Linked DNA regions of Homo sapiens: region 1 is linked to region 2. The links are chromatin contacts, found by Hi-C or POLR2A ChIA-PET in ENCODE. All regions are on one chromosome and are shown on one strand. Each heading gives the region's core, a stretch centred on a gene start or an enhancer-like site at or near the end of the contact. The rest is flanking DNA. Distances are from core to core; before and after follow the strand shown.

Region 1 (6,575 bases), core at 1,975-4,474, 1.2 Mb before region 2:
CTTTGGGTCATGATGAAAGTTAGCAGAAGAAAACCTCAGATGACCCATCCTTGACTAGGCCCTGCAGGGTCATTATGCCCATCCTCATGACCACCTCACACGCTCCTTAAGGTGTCTCATCATAGCCCCCACTGGCAAGGTGAAGGTCACATATACCACTGATATATCTGAAAAGTAAACACTTTTGTAGCCCAAGGAATTAGAAATACCTTCCTCTGTTTTTTTTTTAATGGTCTTTACATCAAGGTGCTGCAGCCAGTGGGGCATGAGGCAGAGTTTTCACCTGGGTCAGAAGGTTTTGGAACTCTTCCACTGCCTGTGAATGTGCCTTGGGGTTGAGCACCAGGTGTTGGAAGAGATTGACCGGCTCAGCATTCCTAAATGTCTTAGGGATTGGGATGGTCAGGGGCAGAAAATTGTTACCAATGAGGAAATGATGGAGGGACCTTTGCTGGAGGCCACGGCCCAAGAACCAGAGAATGTCCTGGAGCCGCTGAGAGAGCATGTTGTGGGCCCAGTCCGTGAGGGGCAGCCGTAGCAAGAGGTGCATGAGAGCTGTTTTAAAATGGTAAGAAGTGAGGATGGGGCGGGATGCTCCATGGGGTAAGCTCTGATGCTGCCGGAGACTTAAAATGATCTGGAGGCACTTGAGGTGACAGGTGTTCTCGGGGGCAAAGCGCCCCACCAGCTTCAGGAACAGGTGCTCACAGGCCACAAAGGACTCAGGCCAGTCCACACTGGTGAGCTGCTCCTGGTCAGGAGCCTGACTCACCAGGTAGACCAAGGTGTCTTCTCGTTGCACCCCCAGGACCAAGTGGATTGAGAGAAAGCGGCCTGAGCGATAGTCCAGCCGGAGCTTGCAGGAGGTGGTAGACGGTGGGAGACTGAGTTTAAAGTCATACTTGTGGGCCACAAGGGCCCAGGCATTGCCCATCATGTTCCGGAACCACTGCACAGTCTTGCACACGTCTAGGTGGAAGCCGGTGCAGAGAGCTGCCTTGATGGAGCTACTACACTTCCCCAAGACTGCCGAGGGGTCCCTGTGGTGGTGCACCAGGCACAGCACGTCCCCTAGGAGTTTCTCACGCTTGCACACACATTCTGACTCCACCAGCACACAGCCACAGCGGCGGCCCAGGGCTGGGTCCCTCATCTCCAGGACAAACATGGTGCCCTGTGGGGGGACAATGGGCACCAGGATATCAAATTTCTGGGTCTCATGGAGGGTTCCCCATTTCTCAAAGGCAGCCCCGATGCCCAGGCAGTCTTCCAATTGTGGGTGAGCCTCTTGGCGGCTGAGCACCCGACAGGCCTCAATGAGATCATCCACAAAACTCTCCACAAACTCACAGGTGCAGGGCAGGTCACGGATGGCATTTTGGACATAGTGTTTGTAAAAGGAGTCCAGGGCCTCCTGGGAGGGGAAGTCAGTAAGCCAGTTGTAAGAGGTGACAGGGACAACACGGACTTCCTCCTCCTCCTCCTCACTGCTGGAATCAAAGGCCGGTTCATGCTGCATGTTCTGTCGCAGGAGCTCAAAGACGAGAAAAAGGCAAAAGAGGCCAGTGTTCCACAGGTTTCCCAGCATCCAGCCCAGAGGCCCTTCCTGGCCATCGGCCTGGAACGGCCACCCCATGTCTTTCTTCCCCAGCACTAACTGGTCACTGGATGTGTCTCCTGTCCAGAAGTTCTCTGCCTTCTGCCTCTGCTCAGCGGCTCGCTTTCTCTCTTCAAACTCCATCTCTAGCAGGCGCATCTCCTCACTCATTCGCTTCTCCAGCTGCCGACTCCTGGCTAATGTGTCCAGGTCCATCCGATCACTGACCATCAGAGGGTGGTGAACAACATACATCACTGCCAAGAACAGCAGGCTTATCACAGCCATGGAGGCCTCTGCATCTGGAGAAGTAGGAGAGTAGGAGTCAGTGGTCATCTTCCAGACTTATCTGCTCTCTAGCTCACATTCCCCAGAGCCCTGGTACCCCAAATTCTGAAAATCAGCTACTCAGGAGGAACAGAAAGCCCACAGAGCTTGGCTTGGACACAGCAAGGGTGGTCGGCCTGGGAGGAGGTTCGAGAGAAAAGAGGGCGAAAGGATGTGCCACTCAGTCTCTCTCCTGCTTTCCTTCCACATGGTGTGGGTGGTATTTAGGCTTCCAGAAAGTGTACATGGGACTGTTTTCATTCCTGTGTAGGATGGGGAGGGGGACCCTTGTGGTAGGGTGGCCTCACCCGACTCCTCAGTCAACCATGGGCACCAGATATGACCTGCTGATCCCAGAGGCTCCCTTTTATAGCCAGAAAGCCCTGAACCTGCCTGGGTGACACCTTTCCTCTGCCCCGGCAGCCAGTTGTAGCATTCCACTTCCTCTGTGACTTCACAGTCTTCATTCTGCTCACCCAGTATGAAGTGAGCCTCATCACTCAGCCTCTCCCTCTCTGCCCAGGGAGCGCAAGAGAGGCACAGTGCCGCCAGCTGCTTGCTACGGTGCCCTCTCTGCTCCTAAGGGGCTAGTGGATACCCCGTGTGTGGGCAGGCTAGCTTCACTTCTTAGTTCAGAAAACTGTCTGCAGAACCAGGTGCCCAAGGCCTACCTGACAGCCGGCAGTGGTCAGTTCCACTGCCTCCCCACCCACCCGTGAAGCCCGAGCTTCTGCCACTCACCCTAATTCACAAGCTACCGCGCTTACCAACATTCATGAAGGACTATGCCGTGTGGACGCTGAAGCCAGCTGGGCCTATCCTCCCTTTGGAACTTGGCCTTGCTTCGTCTCCCCGCCCTCTCTAGGAGCCCTGTTAAAATGTACAAGGTACCTGGGGGCTTTGGCTCAAATCGGAACCCGACCCTCCCCCCATTCATAACTTCCCCAAATTCCACGCCCAGAGATTTGTACTCTCACCCGCCTATCCGTAGGAGGCCAAGGGCCCATCCTACCTCGGGATGTCTCCCGGGACCCAGGGCCAGGTTACTCACCGTCAGTGTTAGTAGGAACACGATCTTAAAGAGACAGCGCGGCCTGACCGCCACTGCTTTTTTCCCGGCAGGGTGGGGGCGTCCGGTTCATCGCTGGGGCCGCCCGCGGGAGTGGCCCTGCTCCCCTTTCCTGGGTTATAGACCATGCTTGTCCGAGCGTCTGAACGTCTGGCTGAGCGCGGTGGGCCCCTACGACCCCCAGCACGCGGCTCCGAGGGCGCCCGCGCGCCGCAGCCGCTCCCGCCGTCCGGGCTCCTCCCCGCCCACCCAGTACAAGCTCCTCCCCGCCCAAACCCCCGTGGCCCAGCGTGCAGGGGCAGCGGCCTCCCCACACCGGGTCTCTGTCCGCACCGAGGCCCCCGTGGGTTTGCTGGGAGAGTGGAGGGGCCGTGGCCACACACTCTCCGCTGCTCGGCCTCCCTGGGGTGGCAAATGGGGCACCGCCGTGCCTGCTGTCAGCTGCACTCAGCTCAGTTCAGTGGAGAACAGACTTACTAGGATTCGGGTGTAAGGATGATGGTGGCAAAACTAGGAATTGACCGAGAAAAGCCATTCTCACTTCGGGCTGGCCCTGAGCAAAATGGCACACGAAATAAGATGTGGTTTCAGCACCCTAAATGTGCTTCCCTCCCAGCCCACGCCCAGACTCAGGCATCTTTCCCCAACCCCTTTCTCATATCAAAGTGACTCTCATGAAAGAACAGACAGCACCCAAAGACCTTACTTGGGGCCTTGCTTGCTACTCACTGGCCACGTGGGAGTAAGAATCCTACCTACAGGGCAGCTCTGCTGATACATGGGTGTATAAAGGAGAACTTTATACGGTGTGGAGGCTGGACAAGCTTTATCACACCTTAAGAAACACAACAGAATGGGTTTCCTGAAAGGGATCTTCAGATATCAGAAAGAGCCCTTAGTCTTCCTGTCTTGTGTCAGCTATCCAAGAAGAAAAGGAAGTGATGACCCCTTGATACTAACTCACTAAAATCCCTCTGCTGAAAGACAAGTTTCAGGGTTTTTATTTGTTTGTTTGTTTTTGAGAAAGAGTTTCGCTCTGTCACCCAGGCTGGAGTGTAGTGGCACCATCTTGGCTCACTGCAGCCTACCCGCCCCAGGTTCCAGTGATTCTCCTGCCTCAGCCTACTGAGTAGCTGGGACCACAGGTGTATGCCACCATGTCCAGCTAATTTTTGTATTTTTAGTAAAGACGGGGTTTCACCATGTTGGCCATGCTGGTCTCGAACTCCTGACCTCAGGTGATCTGCCCGCCTCGGCCTCCCAAAATGCTGGGATTATATGTGTAAGCCATCACACATGGCTGGGTTTCAGGTCTTCTTATCCAGTGGCAATGTGTAGGGAGCTCCCAAACAACTTGTACAATACTTCCAAGAATACTGACTTATTTAATTGTGGAGCAGGAAAAACTGTCTGCTAGCTGACAATGACTGAAGTTCCAAAGTTACTTTTTATAAATGTGAATTATGAAAAATAGATCACAGGTTATTGAGCATTCATGCATTTGGAGCAGTAATAATGAAAGTCTCTTATCTTTTCACTTATGACATGATGTCAGGATGCAAAATATATGCTTCAGAGTGTGCAAAAACGATAATGTTTAAGACCATGTGTTTTAAAGTTGTATTATTTTAATTAACAAATAATAATTGTACATATTCATAGGGTGCACAGTCATGTTTCATACATACAATGTATAATTTCAGATTAGGGTAATTAGCATATCCATCATCTCAAACATTTATCATTTCTTTGTGTTGGGAAGGTTCAATCCTCCCTCTAGCTATTTGAAACTATATATTATTACTATTATTATTTTGTGTGTGTGTGTGACGGAGTCTTGCTCTGTCACCCAGGCTGGAGTGCAGTGGCACCATCTCAGCTCACTGCAACCTCCACCTCCTGGGTCAAGCAGTTTTCCTGCCTCAGCCTCCCAAATAGCTGGGATTACAGGCACACACCACCAAGCCCGGCAATTTTTTTGTATTTTAGTAGAGTGGGGGTTTCACCATGTTCTCGAGCTCCTGAGCTCAAGCAATCTGCCCACCTTGGCCTCCCAAAGTGCTGGGATTACAGGCATGAGCCACCATGCCTGGTCTATTATTGTTAACTGTAGTCAACCTACAGTGGTGTGAAACCCTAGTACTTAGTCCTCCCATCTGGCTATAATCTTGAATCCTTTAACAAATCCCTCCCTATCACCACCTTCCCCTCCCCTTCCCAGCCTCTAGCATCCTCTGTTCTACCTTTTACTTCTATTACATCAACTTTTTCTAGGTTCCACATGTGACTGAGAACATGTGGTGTTTATCTTTCTGTGCCTGGCTTATTTCACTTAATATCCTCCAATTCCATCCAAGTTGCTGCAAATGACAGGATTTCATTTTTTTTTATGGCCAAATAGCATTCCATTGTGTACATATACCACGTTTTCCTTATTCATTCATCTATTGTTGGACACATAGGTCAATTCCATATTGGCTATTCTGAATAGTGCAGCTATAAACATGAGGGTGCAGATTTCTCTTTGATATAATGATTTCCTTTCCTTTGGATAGATTTTAAGTAATGGGATTGCTAGATCATGTGAGTAGTTCTACTTGTAGTTTTCTGAGGAACCTCCATGTTATTCTCCATAGCAGCTGTGCTAGTTTACCCAACAGCATATCAGAGTTCCCTTTTCTCCCCATTTTCACCAGCATCTGTAAAACCATATGCTTAAAAATGTGTGTTCATGGTTAAGGATTTGTTTTAAAAGTGGTTGCTGGACAGGCGCGATGGCTCACGCCTGTAATCCCAGCACTCTGGGAGGCCGAGGCAGGCAGATCACCTGAGGTCAGGAGTTCGAGACCAGCCTGGCCAGCATGGTGAAACCCCGTCTCTACTAAAAATACAAAAAAAAAAAAAAAAAAATTAGCTGGGTGTGGCGGTGCATGCCTGTGATCCCAGCTACCAGCCTGGCCAGCACGGTGAAACCCCGTCTCTACTAAAAATACAAAAAAAAAAAAAAAAAATTAGCTGGGCGTGGTGGTGCATGCCGGTGATCCCAGCTACTCAGGAGGCTGAGGCAGGAGAATCGCTTGAATCCGGGAGGTGGAGGTTGCAGTGAGCTGAGATCGCACCACTGCACTCCAGCCTGGGCAACAGAATAAAACTCCTTCTCAAAAAAAGAAAAAAAAAAAAAAAAGAACATGCTATGGCTTACTCCCATTATGTGTGTGTGTCTGTGCATCACATGCCTCGGAAAAGTTTCAAAGGGTGGATCCCTAAATGTTTACAGTGATCTTCTGAGGGTGGAGGGATTGATTGCAGGTGTCTAGCAATAAGGAGGTATTCTTTTCACAAAAATAAACATGCAGTGTCCAGCGTATGAATGGGCTGTGTGCCCAAAGCCCTCCCTCGTGTGCCTCGTGAGCACAAAACACGTTTTCTACAGAAACAGGTGCGCCTAGGACCGCTAGAGACGCTTTGCGCCGGGGCAGTGTCTTCACGGTTCGGAGAGCTGGGAGTGGAGGTGGGGGGAGGTTCCTCATCCTCGCCAGCTTTCTGGGCCCCAGGAGCCGCCTCCCTTCGCCCCCGACCCCG
Region 2 (7,237 bases), core at 79-2,578:
TTTGTTGTTCACAGTTCTGGATGCTGGGAAATGCAATATCAACGTGCCAGCCAGTTCAGGGGCTGGTGAGGGTACGTTTCTCATAGATGGCACCTTCTGTGTCCTCACATGGCAGGAGGAGCAAAGGGGGCTTAAGGCCCGTTTTTATTTTTATTTATTTATTTAATTTATTTTTTGAGACGGAGTCTTGCTCTGTCGCCCAGGCTGGAGTGCAGTGGCACGATCTTGGCTCACAACCTCTGCCTCCCGGGTTCAAGCAATTCTCCTGTCTCAGCCTCCTGAGTAGCTAGGATTACAGGCGTGCACCACCACGCCCAGCTAATTTTTAAATATATTTTTGGTAGAGACAGGGTTTCACCATGTTGGCCAGGCTGGTCTCAAACTTCTGACCTCAAGTGATCCGCCCGCCTTGGCCTCCCAAAGTGCTGGGATTACAGATGTGAGCCACCACGACCGGTCTAAGGGCTGTTTTTAAAGGGCACTAATCTCATTCATGAGGGCAGAGTCTTCCAAAGGCTCCACTTCTTAATACTATCACCTTGGGAGTTAGGTTTCAACATATGAATTTGAGGGGGACACATACATTCAGACCATAGCAGGCCGTTTTTCCATTTCTTTTGGGTCCTAAATGATATTTGTTTCTGGAGTAGGAGGGCGTTCAAAGTCCTCTTTTGTTCTTCAGCACCCTTCGCTGAATTCAGGGGCAGATGGAGAAAGGCAAGAGGCACGGGGCAGCCTGTAGAAGCAGTATCTAGCACTGAGTCCCCAGTATCCCCTAGGCACGCCAGGAGAGCCTCCTGGAAATCCTCACTCAGCAGATCCAGGGTAGGAACGCGGCTTCTGTTGAATAGCCTTACATCGAGATATGCAGGTTGGGGGCGGTGGCTCACACCTGTAATCACAGCACTTTGGGAGGCTGAGGCGGGAGGATCATCTGAGGTCAGAATTCGAGACCAGCGTGGCTAACATAGTGAAACCCCGTCTCCACTAAAAATACAACAAATTAGCTGGGCGTGGTGGCGGGAACCTGTAATCCCAGCTCCTACGGAGGCTGAGACACGAGAATTACTTGTACCCAGAAGACAGGTTGCGGTGAGCCGAGAGCGCGCCCCTGCACTCCCACCTGGGCGACAGAGTGAGGCTGTCTCCCCCCTCCCCCCAAAAAACGAGAGAGATATGAGGCTCAGCTACCAAAGTCACGCGCGAGAAGGGAAATGCTTGTAGGTCCCTGCCCTTGGGGGAGAGCGGAGTGAAAACCGGCGCGTGGCCGGCGAGCACGGCCCCTCCCAGCGGAGGTCCTACAGGCGCCCGCGAGCCCCGCCTCTCCAGCTTCGCCGCGCCAGCACCCCGCCACCGGCGCTGGCTCTGAAGGGCCCCGGCGGCGGCCGCGTCTGCGCAAGCTCGGGACGGCCTCGGGAGGCGGGGCTGGCGCGGGGCGGACGCGGGGGCTGGCGCGGGGCGGACGCGGGGGCTGGCGCGGGGCGGACGCGGGGGCTGGCGCGGGGTGGCGGGCGGGGGCTGGCGCGGGGTGGCGGGCGGGGGCTGGCGCGGGGTGGCGGGCGGGGGCTGGCGCGGGGTGGCGGGCGGGGCCTGGTCCTGTGAGCGTTCGGAGACTGCGGGCGCGCAGACCTGTACTGGGCCCGCGCCCCGGCCCCTTACAGAGCTGGGTGTGTCCCTCCGAGTGCCCCCCGCTAGGGACTGTGCAGGCCGGAGCTAGGCAGGGACAGCGGGGCGAACCGGGCTGATAGAGTCGGTCCCTGCTCCTGTGAGGCTCTCACCGAATCCCTGCTGTTTCCGGGCAGCTGAAGAGCGCTGGGCCCTCGCGTCGCGGGCGTGGCTGTGGCCGTGTCTCCTGGTAGTCTGAGCCCACTGTGCGTGTGGATCCACGTGGGAGCTGGGTTCCAGAGCCTGGTCCTGAGGAGGAGCCGAGCCGGGGGTAGGAGGCCGGACTTGGCGAGGGAAGAGCACGACCCCGGGCAGCAGTGCGCCGCGCTGGGCGCACCGGGGTTTGCCGGCCCTGCTCTGGGCCCTGCAGGTCCGCTGGCCCCGCCGCGCCTAGTGGGGATGCCCCGTGTCCCCCAGGCAGCCCCAGCCTGCGTCCCGCTCCCTGAACCCTCGGGAGGACCACAGGGCTGTGGCCGAAAGACAGAGATTTGGACCTAGTGAAAGGACGCCGCTCCTTAGCCCCAGCTATGGACTCCACAGCATCAGGTTTGGCTCTGGAGCGTGCAGAGGGCCAGGAGCCCTCTTGGGGAGCTAGTACCGAGCCCGATATCAGGAGGACCCCAGGAAGAGGCCGGGGAATCCCACTGAAGGGTGAGGCTGTACTTCATCTGCCTTCCGTGTGGCGACATCTAACCTTCCAGACCCAGAAGGCTGAAGCCGCAGTCTCCTGGGTCTGGCAGGGGTCTCTAGATGACCGTGGCGGAGGTGGAGGGGATGGCCATGGAAAATTGTCCCAATGGCCAGAGGAGAGCAGAAGAGGATCTGATCTCTTCCTGCTGCGGCAGGGAGAGGGCAAGCAAACCCAAGAGGGAGTGGCCCTTGGCCAGGGATCAGAGGACGATAGGGCCATTTGGAGCCTTGTCATCCACCTCCTTAATCACCTCACTAATAAGGTTCTTCCAGTCGTTCTAGCTCAGCGGTGTATAAGGTCAGCAGTGTACATGGTGGGTATCTCCTCTGAGCCCCTTCCCCCAATAGCGTTGGGGGCAGGGCAATCCAGGTGACCCAGGAGGTTTTAAGCCAGTCCTAAGTTTAGAACGTCCTATCTCTAACCAGGTGGGCATTTTAATCCGACTGTTCATCCTTCAGTGCACATGCTCAAGGACACATAACTGGCCAGTGGAAGAACTGGGCCCAGTCCGTGGGCTTCCCACCCCCTCTTTTTTCCTTTATACCCTTGTTAATCAGTGTGGCTCTGGGAACAGCAGAGGCATTGCCCAGAAGTTCTCTAGAATTGCAGACTCTGGGGCCCCACACATCCTCAAACAGTGTCTTAGCAAGTCTTGAGCCAGAGTTTAACAAGATCCTCAGGGATCCACACACACATGAAGCTTGAGGAATGCCTAACTGTGCTATGCTTACACCCATGTTGTTAGCCTTAACTACTTCTCTGGCATGGTTTGGGTTAGTTTTTTTGTTTGTTTTAAGGCTTTTATGAACAGTATGATGCAAAGCTTTATAATGAAGGAGCTCTCAAGTGTGTTGCAGAGACCTAACAGAGCTTGGGAACACCAGGGGCAGCTTCTCAGAAAGAGGTGGCCTCTGAGCTGGGTTCCCAAGGATGAGGGGAGAGGTGTAACTTCCTCCCCTTAAAGCCTCATAATCCTGCATGGCCTTGCCTTGGGTCTTGTGTAATTGTTAACCTGTAGGCTAGATTTAAAGTTCCTTGAAGTTCTTTTCCATATTTATATTTCCAAAAGTCCTAGGAGATGACCTGCATACAGTATGCCCAGTAAATAACTTCAGTGGTATGGCCAGACTGGTCACACTTCACTCACTTGTAGACTGATGTGGGCTGTGGACAGGTGGGAGCCTCATGCAGCTGTGTACAGGGGCACTTCTCTCAATGTTTGAAGGCTAGAAGCTGCCTCTCAGATCCTTTTGATCCACTGGTGTCCTCAGAACAACGGAGGTGACATTCAGAGCTGTTCTGGGTCTCAGGCTTGGGAAGTCTGAGAGCTGTGTGTGCTGGCTGGGTCAGCTTCCCTTATGTCTCCTTCTACCTTCCCAGCTTCCCCTTCTCAGAATCCTGCTCTTCCTCCAGAGAGATTCCCAGGAGAAGAGGGAACAACCAATTCATTCCTGAAAGCCAGGCCTCGGGTGAGTTGTATTCTTAATTTTTCCTCAAATGCCTGAACGATGGTTAGCTTTGCCTACTTTTCACCAAAAAGTAGCCTCTTTTTTCACTAAGGGAACTGACCCAATGCTGTCTCTGCAGGAGGCTGAGCCCATCCAAGTGAATGATGGCTCCCTGACCTGTCCGGGGTGTTCTCTTCTTGCTGTGCACCCACTCAGATCGTTTGGGCTTACTCTGACATATTTCTAGAAAGGGCACTGTGGTGACCACCAGGTAATGTGACAGCCCTGGCCTTGAAAGAGTGTCACAGCCACAGTGGAAGAGGACCCTGACACCCAGGACGCAGCCACCAGTAACAGGATGTGAATGGTTTGATGCCAAATGGAGTGGCACAGACAGGCCTTTCCATCGAGGTTCACGAAAAGGGGAATCGGCCTGTTCTGGAGAGGTTGGGAAAGCTCATGGAGAATTGGGGACAAGCAGGTTCTGAGGGTATGGACAGGTGGGCAGGCTATTTGAAGCTGGGTCCCTGTTCAGATGTTATCTCCCTGGATAAGGGAGGAGGCACACTTAACTTTACTACTTACAGGCTGTGTGGCCTTGGATGAGTCACCTAACCTCTCTATGCATTGGTTTGCCACCAGTAACATGTTAAGCAGGCAGCAGTAACATGAAGACTATAATAATGTTAATGATGATGAAAATAGTTATTATTTATGGAGAACAAAACCTGTATCAGGAACTATTCTCTACAATTTACACATACTAATTCATTTTGTCTCTAAAACATTCCCATAAATGGTTACCATTTTGAAGAATGGTAACCAAAGTGTGGAGAGGTTAACAGAAGAAGTCAAGGCACAGAGAGAGAAAGTAACTTGTTCATGGTTATCTAGTTAGTGAGGAAGGGACCCCAATTTTACATCCAGGCTGTCTGGCTCTGAGATCTTAACCACTCAATCATAGAGCCGCCTCATGTTGTTGTTAGAGTCCGCTGGCAGTTCCGCTGGCAGATGGTAACTGCCTAATCCTTGTTGGCATCAGGGATCATGGTGACTGGCCCTCAGGGGGGATTCAGGTTTGTCTCTAGTGAGCTGGATGTGGAGGGGTACAAATGCCAGCCTCCGGGGTTTCCCAGCATCCAGGATAGGCATGGGATTCAGGTTTGATGATAGACACTGACATTTAACTTTCAAGCCAAAAGGGGGAACCCCCCTAGTAAGGAATTTAATCAGTAAAGTCATAAATAGCAGTTAAATATTTTTGGCCCTGATGTACATCATTCAGAGGTTTATCAGAGCACTTAGGTGGGTTCAGTGTGGTAATGACAGCCCCACATCTCAATGGCTCGCAGTTAGAAAGAGTGCCTTTCTTCTTTCTGCTGTCTTTGTCAGTAGTGGGCTGACTGTGACTCTGCTCCACACCCTCTTCTCTCTGAGCTTCAGGCTGAAGGGTCAGTTCCCTCTGGGATATGCTCTTCTTGTATCAGAGGGAAAGAGCAGTGTGAGAACCCGGGGATGGCTCTTTGGGTTTCCACTCAGAAGCGGCACATGTGGCTTCTGCTCACAACCCACTGGCTGCTGCAGGTCCTGTGGCCAAGCCTAATGTTAATGAAGTGGGAAGTATTAGCTTCCTAGAGTGAGGATCCTAAAGGGAAGGGCAGGGATTATGTTAAGCGAATAATTCATCTATCACTGTATATTTTCTTACCCATAGATGTTCACTTCCCTCTCTCCTGCACACAAAATGCCCTCCAAGAGAAATAACCCAAGAGCTGCATCCAGTCAGAGCATCATGATCAAAGTCCTGGATGGCGCGATAGTCTGGATGGAGATCCTGTGGGTCTGGATACCTATAAACTAAAAGGACAATTACCTGAATCCATATATCCAATATACAATGAGCAATGGGGACAGGATGGCCATGGTAGACACTCCTTTGCAGAAGAGGGAAGCATGGGAAGAGTCAGTCCCGGGTCCATAACAGTCGTGAAATTCCACTGGACAGACACTGTGAGGACCCTTGGTCTTGGGAGTGGGAAAGTCTGTAGGTTACACCCTGGTTCTGCTCCCTGGGTGGAGCTCCCTGGCCTAGTGTTTTCCTTGGCTGTTGGCTTTGCCATTGGGAAGTTCCTTCGTTTTGATACCTCCTTGGTGTCATATGAAGATGATACTGGAGAATAAGCTTTCTTGGGGGCAAAGCAGCTTTTTCATCCTGCTGGAGTAGGTTGGTGGCCCAGGATTGTTTTAAGTGCAACTCTAAAAAACTTAATCAGCTTTTTATGAATTTGTTTCCAGTTGGCTCCATGTGTCAGTGGTTTGACCCACAGTTCTTTTTGAAATATGCCCCCTTCTTTAGCCTTAATTGTGGAGTTTTTGGATTTCCTTGGGAAATCTATACTTTTTTCACTCTGAACAATTTGGTCCCACTGAAAGCCTTTATTGGGAGCCTTTTGAAATTACTGGGAGATTTACTGGGAGCCTTTTGAAATTACTCAGAGGTTTAAACAAAAAGGTTTGACAACCACATCCATGATTTGGTCCCTGATAATGGGCTGAGTTTTAATTAGCTGTTGTCACGCAGAAGCTGATGTATATTGTCTTTGGCCAGTTGGAAATGAGAATTGGTTGTCTCCAACCCTGCAAGCCCTAGCATTTCTGGACATTTCCTATTGCCTTCCATTTTTGTTTTGCAAACCACAAACTCTTGAGCTCATTTTTTCTTGTAATACTTTGTCAAACTCAGCCAATAACAACCAGCTCACACTACTAATGTTATGTTTCCAGCCTCTTCTCATAACATCACAAGCTCATGCTTTCATTGTTCATCTTTCAAGTTACTGAAGGCAATAGTTTCACCAAACAGTTCACCACCAAATTACATGGGTTGCCACCTTGCCAATAAGTTTCTTCACTGCCTGGCCTGGATGCCAGTGTCATCTATTTTTGGCTTTTTGTTATGGCAGAACTCCACTGTGAGTACCAGTTTTTTAAGGAGTCAGTATAGGCTAGTTATGCCATGATAGCAACAGCAAACCCTCAGAGACTTACACCATGAAAGGTTCCCTCTTGCCCATGTTACGTGACAGCTGTGGCTTTGCCCACATCTTCACTCAGATCATTTGCCATTTGCAAGGCAGACAGGAAAGGACAATTGCAGAACCCCCACTGGCTCTGAAGGCTTTTGCTCACCTGTAGCTCGTGTCTTTCACGTTCAGTTTGAGAAAGCAGATGACATCGCCCCACCTGGGGCAGGGTGAGGCAGAAGCTCAATTCTTTAGGGAGGGTCAGTGGATATTTTGGACAAATAATATAACCTATCAAAAGAGGTCACTATAGTAGTGAATTTTTCATGTTTGATTATTTTGGATGATTTTATATTATAAAATTGTTACTTCAGCTTTTCTGTGGAATCAGTATCTAAATGGGATTTGAT

The links. Hi-C counts contacts between places; a loop is a spot of excess contacts on that map. ChIA-PET counts read pairs that join two places held with the same protein, here RNA polymerase II (POLR2A). Pooled maps may share reads with other maps.
Region 1: a loop to region 2 is called in a map of breast epithelium, with 11 times the contacts of the local background. The contact joins the promoter of ITPRIPL1 here to the promoter of ZNF514 in region 2. A Hi-C loop is called at or near these places in 1 of 168 maps with a recorded cell type or tissue (breast epithelium) and 2 of 50 pooled maps. POLR2A ChIA-PET finds 5 or more read pairs at or near these places in 2 of 52 experiments (K562 and activated CD4-positive, alpha-beta T cell).

Annotation. Positions count from the first base shown.
Region 1 is chr2:96,321,966-96,328,540 of GRCh38, reverse strand. ITPRIPL1 (ITPRIP like 1) reads right to left here and starts at 3,224. Exons shown (of 3, transcript NM_001008949.3): 1 at 2,976-3,224; 2 at 2,692-2,794; 3 at 188-1,899. The coding sequence starts at 2,701. The coding sequence ends at 242. RefSeq lists an enhancer at 2,537-3,037 and silencers at 3,060-3,309, 6,397-6,575.
Region 2 is chr2:95,153,939-95,161,175 of GRCh38, reverse strand. It overlaps ZNF514 (zinc finger protein 514), which reads left to right and starts at 1,328. Exons shown (of 5, transcript NM_032788.3): 1 at 1,328-1,936; 2 at 3,737-3,825. RefSeq lists a silencer at 1,252-1,501.